2 separate regions of the Homo sapiens genome follow, and region 1 is linked to region 2. Evidence: chromatin contacts called from ENCODE Hi-C data. All regions are on one chromosome and are shown on one strand. Each heading gives the region's core, a stretch centred on a gene start or an enhancer-like site at or near the end of the contact. The rest is flanking DNA. Distances are from core to core; before and after follow the strand shown. Region 1 overlaps NRP2 (neuropilin 2). Region 2 has its middle 220 kb from the start of PARD3B.

Evidence for each region. Hi-C counts contacts between places; a loop is a spot of excess contacts on that map. Pooled maps may share reads with other maps.
Region 1: a map of CD4-positive, alpha-beta memory T cell shows a loop between it and region 2 (14-fold over the local background). The contact joins two enhancer-like sites. A Hi-C loop is called at or near these places in 8 of 168 maps with a recorded cell type or tissue (A673, CD4-positive, alpha-beta memory T cell, HCT116 and 2 more), 2 of 37 single-sample maps with no recorded cell type and 22 of 50 pooled maps.

What each region holds. Positions count from the first base shown.
Region 1 is chr2:205,767,048-205,772,730 of GRCh38, forward strand. All of the region lies in intron 15 of NRP2 (neuropilin 2), which reads left to right. Among named protein-coding and RNA genes, the nearest start is that of NRP2, 87 kb to the left of the region's middle. Within about 2 kb of position 2,509, at least 8 of the 41 ENCODE cell types and tissues checked have a DNase peak (open chromatin) inside an H3K27ac peak, as active enhancers do.
Region 2 is chr2:204,319,431-204,324,681 of GRCh38, forward strand. No RefSeq gene overlaps it. Among named protein-coding and RNA genes, the nearest start is that of PARD3B, 220 kb to the right of the region's middle. RefSeq lists an enhancer at 2,207-3,406. Within about 2 kb of position 2,646, at least 5 of the 41 ENCODE cell types and tissues checked have a DNase peak (open chromatin) inside an H3K27ac peak, as active enhancers do.

The DNA.
Region 1 (5,683 bases), core at 1,259-3,758, 1.4 Mb after region 2:
TACAGATAAACCTTTCAGCCTTGCATTGTCCAACGGGGAGCAATGAGGCTGAAAATGCAGGGGTGGTGAGAAAGGAGAGACTGTGGGAAGACTGAACCAAAAAAAAAAAAAAATCAGTATAAATTAAAAGTGAAATGAGGTGGCAATGATTTATTTTAGCCTGAAGATGGTTTCTTTCCAGTTCCAGGGTACCAAGGCAGCGGTTTCAGTTAACCACAGAGCCGAGGGGCTTCTGTGTACAGCCTGCAGTCAGTACCTGCAGTCACCATACCTCAGTGAGGTACGGTGGCAGGCTGCTTGTAAGAGAAGGAAGTTAGGAAAGAGACACAGAAGTGGTGGCCTCAGGAGAAAGAGTTGCCACATTTAGGACCCGGTGTCCAGTCAAGGGAATAAGGAGGTGCATTCGATGACTGGAGCTAGAGCACTTTAAATGCAGGACTGAAAATCAGAAAGGACGTGTTCTCCCCCGAGAAAGCAGAGAGAGCAGAGCAAAGTGAGAAGAATTGGGGATGCTTGCCTCATCCAGGTTATAAAAAAAAAAAAAGGCCTCCAGCCTTGGGTGATGGCAATGTTGTTTGTGCTGTTACAATGCAGCAGATTTTACATTTTGCCCTCTTTGCAAACCTATTAGCGGACACTGCTGAAGTTCCCACACCGGTTTCTAATGCCAAACATTTAGGAGCCACTCTAAATGCGTCACTGCAGTTGGCCTGAGTGTAAAAGCACACACAAAAACACCCTCACCAAATGATGGGGGTTCTTCATGACCTGTTTGATGCCAGCAATTGTGAGGATTGCTGTGCCCTCTTTGTACTGGCTGGGCTTACCCCTACAAGTGGCAGCATTGCAGAGATAAGGGCAGCCATTTTTATATCTGCCGTCTAGACTCGTTATCTTCACTCTCATTAATCTGTCCAGCTCTGGGCTAGAAAGAGATGAATTCCTGGTTTGCCACCTAGATATGCTCCCTGACTCCAAATCATCTCACCCAATTTGCCACTCATCAGCTCTAAGACAGCCAGTGAGGAACAAAGCTGCAGACGACAGGGGAATGACAGACCGACATAGAATATATTGCCTTTCTTACCCTTCCTCGTGTCCCTGAACCCCATGCCCACTCCCTGTACCACAGTTCTAAAAGTATTAAGAGTATTCATGTGCATACACTGGTGCTCTCTGGGGGTGAGGTTTATGTTAATGTAAATCCAAAGTATTGGAGGAAAGCTGAGAGCCAAACTGAACGACTTTGGATTACAGTCGAATTCGAGTTCTAACCTTCAGGACCCAAGGTAATGCTTATGTTGGTGAAGTGAAAGCTGTGGATGTTGTTTCGCCTGACTCTCTTTGGGTTGTGGAGACTCACAGCTCCCAGAAAGGCTGGGTAAAGACGTGCCAGCAGCTGCTGCAGACACTGTTCTGTGTGCACACCGTGTCGGGCCATGACTGACAAGTACAGTGGCTAAGTGCTAAGTGCTTCACTTCCGTAAGAGAATAAGCAGACCAGGGCACGTACACTCTCCTTGAAACTGTGCTTACCATGAGGCTTCACAGGCCAGTCATGCTCTCTTGTAAAAAATATATACATAAAATCTCATCTGAGCAGCAGTGCTCATTTAGCCAAAATAAACACAGGGCTTAGTAACTTGAAGGTAAGAATTTCCAGGGTGCTCCTGGTGGGCCGCTTTGAGGCTAAGCAAAGGCAGTGCACAAGTTGCATGGATTAGGCCATGGCTTTCGTCCTGGAGGATGGCAAGCATCTTTGGGAAGAAGAAACCAAGGCTTGGGGAGCAGAGACTTGGCCAATGGACACAGTAAAGAGCAGAATCTGAATTGGGAATGGAGAATTTCATTCACCTTGGCACGTTTTACATGGAGATCTGAGTTGGTAACCAGATGAACCTAGTGCCATGGGTCTCTTCTTTCTGGCTGAGACCTGTTTGACCACAGCATGCAACTCTGCCTTGAGCAAACTTTTCTGTTTGAGAGAGGAGAGGACTGTGTGTTCCATCTAACCTAGTGACTCATATACTATTCCTCTTATGGTCAGGACAGCAGGAGTCCTCTCTTGATCCGGGCATAAAATCAGCCTTTTCACTCAAAAAATGGAAACAGAGAAATCAGGGGGCAGGCAAGGTATGGAAAGTTGATGTTGAAACACTGCCAACCATAGGCATTTACATTGTTATACATTTTTCAAATTAGAGTGTTTTTCTTTTCCCTTATAAATTAATCATGCAACAAAGGTAATCTCATTCTTTGGGAGCAATCACTGTACAGGTAAATCTTTAGTGAAATACAATAAAAGTGGCCTTTGGACCTGGAGTTATTAGATGGTCGCAATCTTTTATATTTGGAAGTATCTTTCATTTTCCGCCTCTTACTGATTTCTTGCCATGCAATATTATTTTAAATTTAAATCATCCTGTGTTTTCTGCTGTGTGTGTGTATATACATACATACACACACACACACACACACACACACACACACACAGACACATTGTGTGCCAGGATGTGAGTCAGTAATGAAGAAAAGCCTGGAAGAAAAAGAGATCTGTGTTGAGAAGGGAGAAAGAGAAGAAAGAATGAATAAACTGTGTTGTCATGTGATTTTTTAAAAAGACCCTTTTTTGTGGTTGTTATGAGTCACATTTTAAACAATGTAGCCTGGGTGTGCATTCTTTTCTTTTCTTTTTTAAAGCAGTGGCTATAAACATGGTGCCGTCATGTATCTTTTTCTAGGATTTGAGCTTTAACAAATGAAAAACCGTGTGTATAAAGGGGGGAAAAAGAACCGAAAAGTGGTGTAATTAAGGTGATGGATTATTTCCTCTTACCCAATACTTTCTTTTTTCAATAAAGGAAACAAGAACAATAAAGAAGCCAGTAAAAATATATGAAGCCCATAATCAGAGTTCTGGGGTTTGTTGACCAGGTGGTTATTTTTAGCAGCTCACCTTGGAGGCAAGAGTTTTTGTTCGTGTTAGAGGCTGTGGTTTCTGAGCAGAGCACGGGCAGAGAGACGATCTGGTGCCCTACCTGTTAGAGACTCACGGAAATCCCAGCTGGGTGCACCTGTGGAAGGTGGTTGTCAGAGGGAAGGATTCAGAATGACTGTCCTACGCTAGTGGATGCTAAAAGGAACATCAATGTCTCCCGTTTCAGCTGGGAATGTGGGGTTTATGACTCAGACCATTCCTAAGGTCCAGGGGCCCCATTTCTCGGGTCTCCCTAGGTGCCTTTCTGCAGTTCTCCACAGTTCTCATCCAGACAAAACCAGGAGAAAGTGCACATCCACAGCTGTCTCTTGGGCATAGAGGGGAGCAGTATTAAGAGAGGCCCATTTTGGGGGTAATGCTGGCTGGCATTTGACTCTATTCCTTAGGCTTTAAGTTCTGTTTCTTTGGTGCCAACTGGCCAATCTCTGCATTTTGCACCCCCTTCTCTCCTTTCCCATTCCCACCCTCACCCTCTATTGCCTGCCTCCCAAGGCTTTGTCCACCAGGGTAAGGTCCCCCATCCCAGGGCCTGGCCTCACATTCCCTTTCTCCCTGGACTCCCTTCCTCCCACGCCTCCTTCTCCTAGAAGCACTTCTGAGATGCAGAGAGGGTTAAATGGTGCTTTTGCACATAACCGTCTGATGAAAGGCAGAGAAGTGTTCCTAACCCCTGCCGGGGTTCCAGATAGGCAGCTGTAGTGTGTGAATCCTCCTCCTTGCCCCCACCCCCTTATGTCTCCAGCTGCCAGATTAAGGCTAGGTGTTGCTGAGCAAGAAAGCATGGAGATCAGATGTGTGAAGCGGGTAACTGCTTGGCGGCCATCCTTCCCCAGGGGACACAGAGGTGTTCTTTGTGAGGTTCGCTGGAGCATGCCACCTCTCCTGCTACAGAGGCCTGACACGTCCCCTCTCCATCAGTTTACCACTCATGTAAACAACTGCCGAGGCCAGCTTATCTATGGGTGGAAGAAAATGTTTTTCACCAACTTTTCTCTCCAAGAACACAGGGACAAGACTCAGTTTACAGAAAGTAGCATAAGTGCCACCAAAGAGTGTGAAGCGTCCGAGACTTCAGCCAGTCAGAGATCTGAATTCGGAGGCATTTAAAAATGCCTCTAGATGTGGGAGCAATCCACATGGTTTCTGCCAACTTACTGAAAACATCCCGGCGCCTCCCGCCACACCATGCTCATAAGGCAGATGGAAAGAGTCGTTTCTCAGGGATGCCTTTGTGCTTGTGCGTCTTTTTTCCAAACACATCAGAGGGCGTGACCACATTCTTCTACTATCTTCTGTAAACTTCTCTAGAGGAGCCAACCTTTTTCGTTTGTTTAATCTCACAAATTAAATAAACCTTTATGTGAAATGTTCCTCCACCAGCACTTCATTTTTAACCTGTACAGAAAGGACTGTGCAGACAGGCCAGTCCTAAAACAATTCTGACATGCAATGAGCCTTTTTTGAAAGAGAAAGAGAGAAGGCTTACCCTTGGTGTCTTTCAAAACACTTCTTCTGGAAACCTGGGTGACTCCCCCAGGTCCAGATGATATTTCATAAAGCAGCTATAGTATATGCTTTCTCATTTCAGAGATTCAGTGAGAAACTGACTTGACTGAGACACGCCAATCCTCAGACAGGTTCAGACAGAAATAGGAGGCAGAAAGGAAGAGGACTGTTTCCTCTTCCCTCCCTACTTGGTTAGAGCAAGGAATCTGCAAACTTGTTCTGTAAAGGCCAGATAGTAAATATCTTGGGTTTTACAGGACATACAGTCTCTGTTGCAAGTATTCAGCTCTGCCATTGTGGCATAAAAGCATCCATAAGCAATATGTAAACAAATGAGGGTGTCTGTGTTCCAACAAAAATTGATTTACACAAACAGGCAGTGGGCTGGATTTGGCCAATAGGCCACAGTGAGCTGACCCCTGGGTTAGAGCACAGGCTGGGATTTTGTCCACCTGGTTCTAGCCGTGACTCTGACACTTGCTAGCAGTGTACAGTTCCTCAGGGGACCCTGGGCCATCTCTTGGGTTTCACTGAATGCTTCTCTGCCCTTCTCCACAATTATCCTCCAAGTGAAACCAGGAGAAAATCACTTGTCCTCTCAAGTACTCAGGTCTCCCTTTGGAGGGTCATGAGGAATAAACAAAATTGATTCATGTGAAGCCCGTAGACCAATGGTTAATACACAGGAAATGTCCACTCAGGGTGGCCGTTGTTACAGACACGTTTCCCAATTGCATAGTGACCCTATTTGCAGATAGGAATGACCGGAACACTACCTCATGTGTAACTGTTTTTCTTATTTTCTCCCATGCCTGGTTTCTCAAACTTTATTGTTTCTCAAAATTCAAATTCTTTGTGTTTGCATTGCTTTTCTCCAGGGGGCTCAGAATTTTTACAGATGGGAGCCTGTGCAACCTTGCAAATGCACTTGGAGTTCAGTTATTGACTATTTAAGTATCTGTTTCTGATTATCTCACACAATGGGAAAACTTTGTAGAGAATCTGGGGTGGGAATTAATGAAAAATAGTTCAGGAATTGAAAGTGTTTTCCAGGTGAAAAAAGACATGTGAGTAAGCGGTAGAAATTAGATCAATCAAAGGGAAAATTCAGGTCAACAGATCAACCAACTCCAGGCAAGGTTGAATTCTCACCTACACTTTCACCCACCTAGCCCAGGC
Region 2 (5,251 bases), core at 1,396-3,895:
GATATAATCTAGGAGTTAAGAAGAACTTCCTAAGACTAGAAATTCAAAGGCTAGATAAAAAAGGATAGACACATTTGAATATGTAAATATTAAGAGTATTCCTATGGCAAAAGATCCAATAAATAAAATCACAGTCAAATATCAGAGCTAGAGAAAAAGGTTTATATCAGATTTAAAACAACTGGCACCTGTAACATACAAAAAAGCTTTTAAAATTGTCAAGAGTAAGTCAATCCAGTAGAAAAGCAGGTAAAAGACACAAATGGACAAATCACTGAAAAGTAAATCTAAATGGCCAAGCACCTTCTTTTAAATGCTCAAATTCATTTATAGTCAGGGAAATGCAAATTAAAGTAACAATGAGATGCCATTTTATAGCCATCAGATAGACAAATTAGTAAGAATTATCACATCCAGTGACGGTGAGCTGGTGGGGATGTGATAGAAAGGGTACTCACACATATAATGGCAGAAATATGGTGTCTTACAGCTGTTTAGAAAAGCAATTGAGCAATAATTATAAAAATTGAAACAACATTTACTATTCAATTCAGCAATTCCACTCTTGAAAATTTAGCTCATAGAAATGAAAGAACCAACACATGAAGCTATTTAAGTATGCGTGTGTGTGTGTGTGTGTGTGTCATCATTGTTCGATGAGGCAAAAAAAAACTGGAAACAAAAATTCATTAATAAGTGAACAGCCAAAATATTATGGAATATTTACACCACGGAGAATTATGCAACCATTAAAAAGAATGAAGTAGTTATGCCAGTTAACCTGGAGGGATGGTCACAAGGTTTTGTTAGTGAACAAGTCAGGTTGCGGAAAAGTGTATGTAATGTCATGTAATGATGTAATGTAATGTAATGTAATATAATTGATTACTTTTATAAAACACTGGTAATTACAAATCTGTGTTATATTAATACAGAGAATGATATGGAAGATCATACAGTAGATTTTTAAAAATTGATTACTTGAAAAAGAAACATAGAGGTGTGGAGGGGTGGGTGAGCAACCATCCTGGTTTGCCTGGAACTGAAAGGTTTTCTAGGATGTAGCGGTTTTACGGCTAAAATTGAGACAGTCTCAAGTAAACAGTGATTGTTGGTCACCCTATGGGTGCAGGTGTATAGGATGGAGAGGGAAGGGAAAGGCAAGCCAAAAAAGGGGAAAAGATATGACTAAAAGTCATGTAATCATATATGCACTCATGTAAAATTATTTATCTTGGTTGATGTTGGTAAAAATAAGTTTTAAACCTGTTTATTTTCACAGGTTTTTATAATAATTGAGGAAAGACTTTCACTCACAGACTCCTGTGGTTTTGAAGAAGCTACTTTAGAAATACAAGGGCTAATGGCATCTTCGATGAGCAAGGAAATATCATTTATTTGTTTAGTCAAAAACATGTTCATTAAACATTTATTCCACGTATTAATTTACCTATTAGTAACACAACACATAGAAGGCAGTCAATAAATGTGTTGAATAAGTAAGCAAATGCATGACCATAATTATAATGCATATAATTCATGTAATAACCACAATATATTGTAACATATATACAGCATGAGAACATATTACAATAACAATGCTTTAACAGAGGCAAAAACAGAAGCCCAAGAGAACACAGAAAAGGTGCCTGACTTTGCCTAGTGAGATCTTGGAAATACAGCAGAAGAGAAATATGGAGAGTTTGAAAAAATGAGAGTTTATGGCTAGGAAAAAGGAAAGAGGAAAATCCAGAAAGCAAGAACACCCCATACAAACCCAGGAGTCACAGAAAAGCAAAGTGTATCTGGGAAAGAGTGTGACATTCCCCAAGGCATGCATAGGGAAAAAGTGGAAGTTGGGAAAGGAGAGGTGAGAAGATGAGGCCGCACAGGAAGGAGAGGTGAGATGCTTTAGTTCCTAGGCACCTGCCAAGCAGTTGGCATTCATTTTGAAGGCACTAGGAAGACAGGAAGTCTCACATCAGAGAAAAGCCACAATTGGATTTCGTTTTTAGGAAGATAACACGAGCACCAAGATAGCAAATTGACTTTATGTCAAATGCCATTTCCAAGTGATTAGTCATGAGAGCTGAAGGATAATGTTAAGAAAGACTGGGTGGTCACCTATGTCTGGGCTTAGTAGTTAAAGTGCCGTGAGCGATTAGCAATATCTACTATGGACAAGGGAGAAGGGGAACGGTGACAAGGTTGCTATGTGTTTTCCAAGACCGCGCCTACTACCAGCAGTGTGGAGGAGGGCCCACATGGAAGAGATCATTGTCAGGGAGAGCGGGTGATCTACTAATCCATACAAGAGGTGACGGACATCTGGAGAGGTACAGTGCAGGAACCAGACTCATAGGAGATTTCAGAGGCGCAATCAGGAGGCTCTGCTGAATGAATTTAGTCATGGATGAGATCCAGGCACTAAGGGCATCTCTGGCAAGCGAGCAAATTTCAGATGAGGATCGCTTTATGGTATTGGAACCAAACCCACTTGGCCCCATATACACCTCAGAGAGGATAAGATGACTCGGCAGTTCTGGGAACTGCCAGGGCACATTCCACAATTCTTGCCACCGAATCACTTTCTGATGTCTGTGGCCTCAGCTGCTTAGCCCAGCAGTTCTTGTGATTTATTCTCCAGAGCAGCTCCCAGAAGTTGAAAATCCTCCTAGAGCCAAAAACAGGAAGCATCCCCCACTCACCTGGCCCAGGGTCCAGGAAGGAATATGTGTGCTCTGACACACCCATGGTGTAAGTTCCCATTATGTCAGCAGTGTTTACCATCTCCAGGCACTTCCTATGACATAGGAGCACCGCCAAATCTCTTCACCAGCAGAGGAAATGACTAACTCCAGGAAGTCATCCCTTCTCCCTCTATCCCCCCAACCAAAAATGGAGAGGCTGTTGGACTTTCACTAAAAATATCAACACCATCTAAAAATAAGGTTCATCAACTCTGCCCTTGCCCCAGAATTCCTGACCCGAGCTCCTCTGACATCACCACTGGCCCCTGTCAACAGAGCCTCTCAGAGCCACCTCCTAGCTGCCCTCTTAGCTTAAAGTTCATTTTGAAATCAATCCCCACCAGCCTTCCCACCAATGAGATCACGAATAATAGCTGGCCATGACTGTATCAAACAAGTGTTTTCCCAGGGGATGGAAGGTCTTCCAAAACTCTTCCACAAGCACACGCACCCAAGCGGGTTTATTTCCTGTCTGGTTGGCTTCCTCCAGGCTCATTACGGTTTCAAGGTCATTTTCCAGAAAAGGAAAGAGAGTGCAGGAGTGTGACCTTTAGCAGTCTCGGGTGGACATGCAGCGGCTGACCTGTAGGAGAGTCTAAATGAAGCCATTTGTTAGGAAGCCATTGACAAGCACTTGGGGTATTCAGTAGTGGCACTGTTCCTACTGATGGTTCCTGGGGCACTCAGCCTGCTGCAGAGCTTTCTATTCTGTCTTGAGCTAAGAGACCCCAGCTGAAAATTGGCATTTGCTTTGGCGGTGGTGGTCTTGGTTGTTCTCAACTGATCTAGAGGAGAGTTGGGAAGAAATACCTAATCTTTAGTCCAAAGGAGAAGGATGGGAGAAATAAGACATAATTCTAGATTCAGTTGTGGTTTTTTTTTTGAGTCCCCAGGCTGGAGTGCAGTGGCGCAATCTCAGCTCACTGCAAGCTCCACCTCCTGGGTTCACACCATTCTCCTGCCTCAGCCTCCCAAATAGCTGGGACTACAGGTGCCTGCCACCACACCTGGCTGATTTTTCTTTTTTGTATTTTTTAGTAGAGACAGGTTTTCACTGTGTTAGCCAGGATGGTCTCGATCTCCTGAACTCGTGATCCGCCTGCCTCGGCCTCCCAAAGTGCTGGGATTATAGGCGTAAGCCACCACGCCCGGCTAGATTCAGCTCTTAACTCCTATATTGCTGGAGGTTTCTCTAATGACTGAACTGACTTATTAGCTTTGCTCCCCAAACAAGGAGGCAAGAAAGTCTCAAATAGCAACCCTTCCTCCGAGAGGAAGTAGCACAGCATAGTGGATAAAAGCTTTGAAGTTAGGGTCTCTGGGGTTAAATTCTGTTCTTGTTACATACAGCTGTGTGACATTTTAGCACGTTATTAGGCTCTGTAAGACTCAAGTTTGTTTCTCAGACGTAGACTGGGGTTTGTTATGAGGATCAGTTAAATAAGAAATGAACAGTTTATACACAGTCAGTGCTCCATAGAGGTACCTACCTGTTTTCTTTATTGAGTGTCTTGCCTTGTGCTCGGTGTTCTTCTAGTGCTGGAGATTCTACAGAAAACAGGACAGACAAGGCCCAACCCAGAGTAGGACACAGAGGTAGCCATTTGTGGATGCTGAGTGGCTGGTTGGTGGAAATGGCATGTAAGCTCAGGAAATGAATTGAAAATAGGACTGGGTGGGGCAAGACAGTCTTTCATTGTTAGTCCTCACTCCAACATCCAAAGAGCTCTGGAGGAAGGAGAAGGAAACTGACATACAGAAACATCCAGGATGTGTGCACATGTGAGGCCACTCTGGTGGGATGGTTTCTTCTCAGAGCTCCCCATCAGCTTGAGCACGATCTCAGGAGGAGCCCAAGGGATGGGTTCAAGGATGGGGGGACACACAGTGGTCACTGCAAGTCTTGCCCCCAGCAACTTTGTAGGCAAGGGGACTCCAGCTATCTCCAAGGCACACCAAAAGCAGAGGAGGCTTGGCCATTATGTCTTCAAGGTGACCATGAGGAGGGAATTATGAATATCAGGAGGCAGCTTAGGAGACCAGAAGGTAGGTACAGAATGATGATAGTGACAGAGTTTATGAGGAAAGAAATACATTGTAAGTTTGTGGGTTCAAATGGAGCCATTGAACTGAATCCATTAGTAACTTTGGAGACCTTACTTAATTAGAAGTTAGCTTGGTTCTTCTGTGTGCCTCAAGCAGCATGGTGGGCAAAACTTTTTTGCTCTAAGGGTCTTCATAGTCCTTCTCTCTCCTCCACTCCGGAGCCAAGATAAGGATCACATGCTGTGATGTATTGTAGTACCTTCTCTCTCTCTCTCTCTCTCTCTCACACACACACACACACACCCATTCTTAAGCTCTTTTTTCCTCCAAATTAAATGTTTTCTTGGTCATTTGTATGACAACATTGCAGCTTGTATATTGTTGAATGTTTCTTTCTCATTTTGAGCAGCCACGATATGTTCAATTTGAAGTTGTACCTAGGGAAGCCCTGGCAG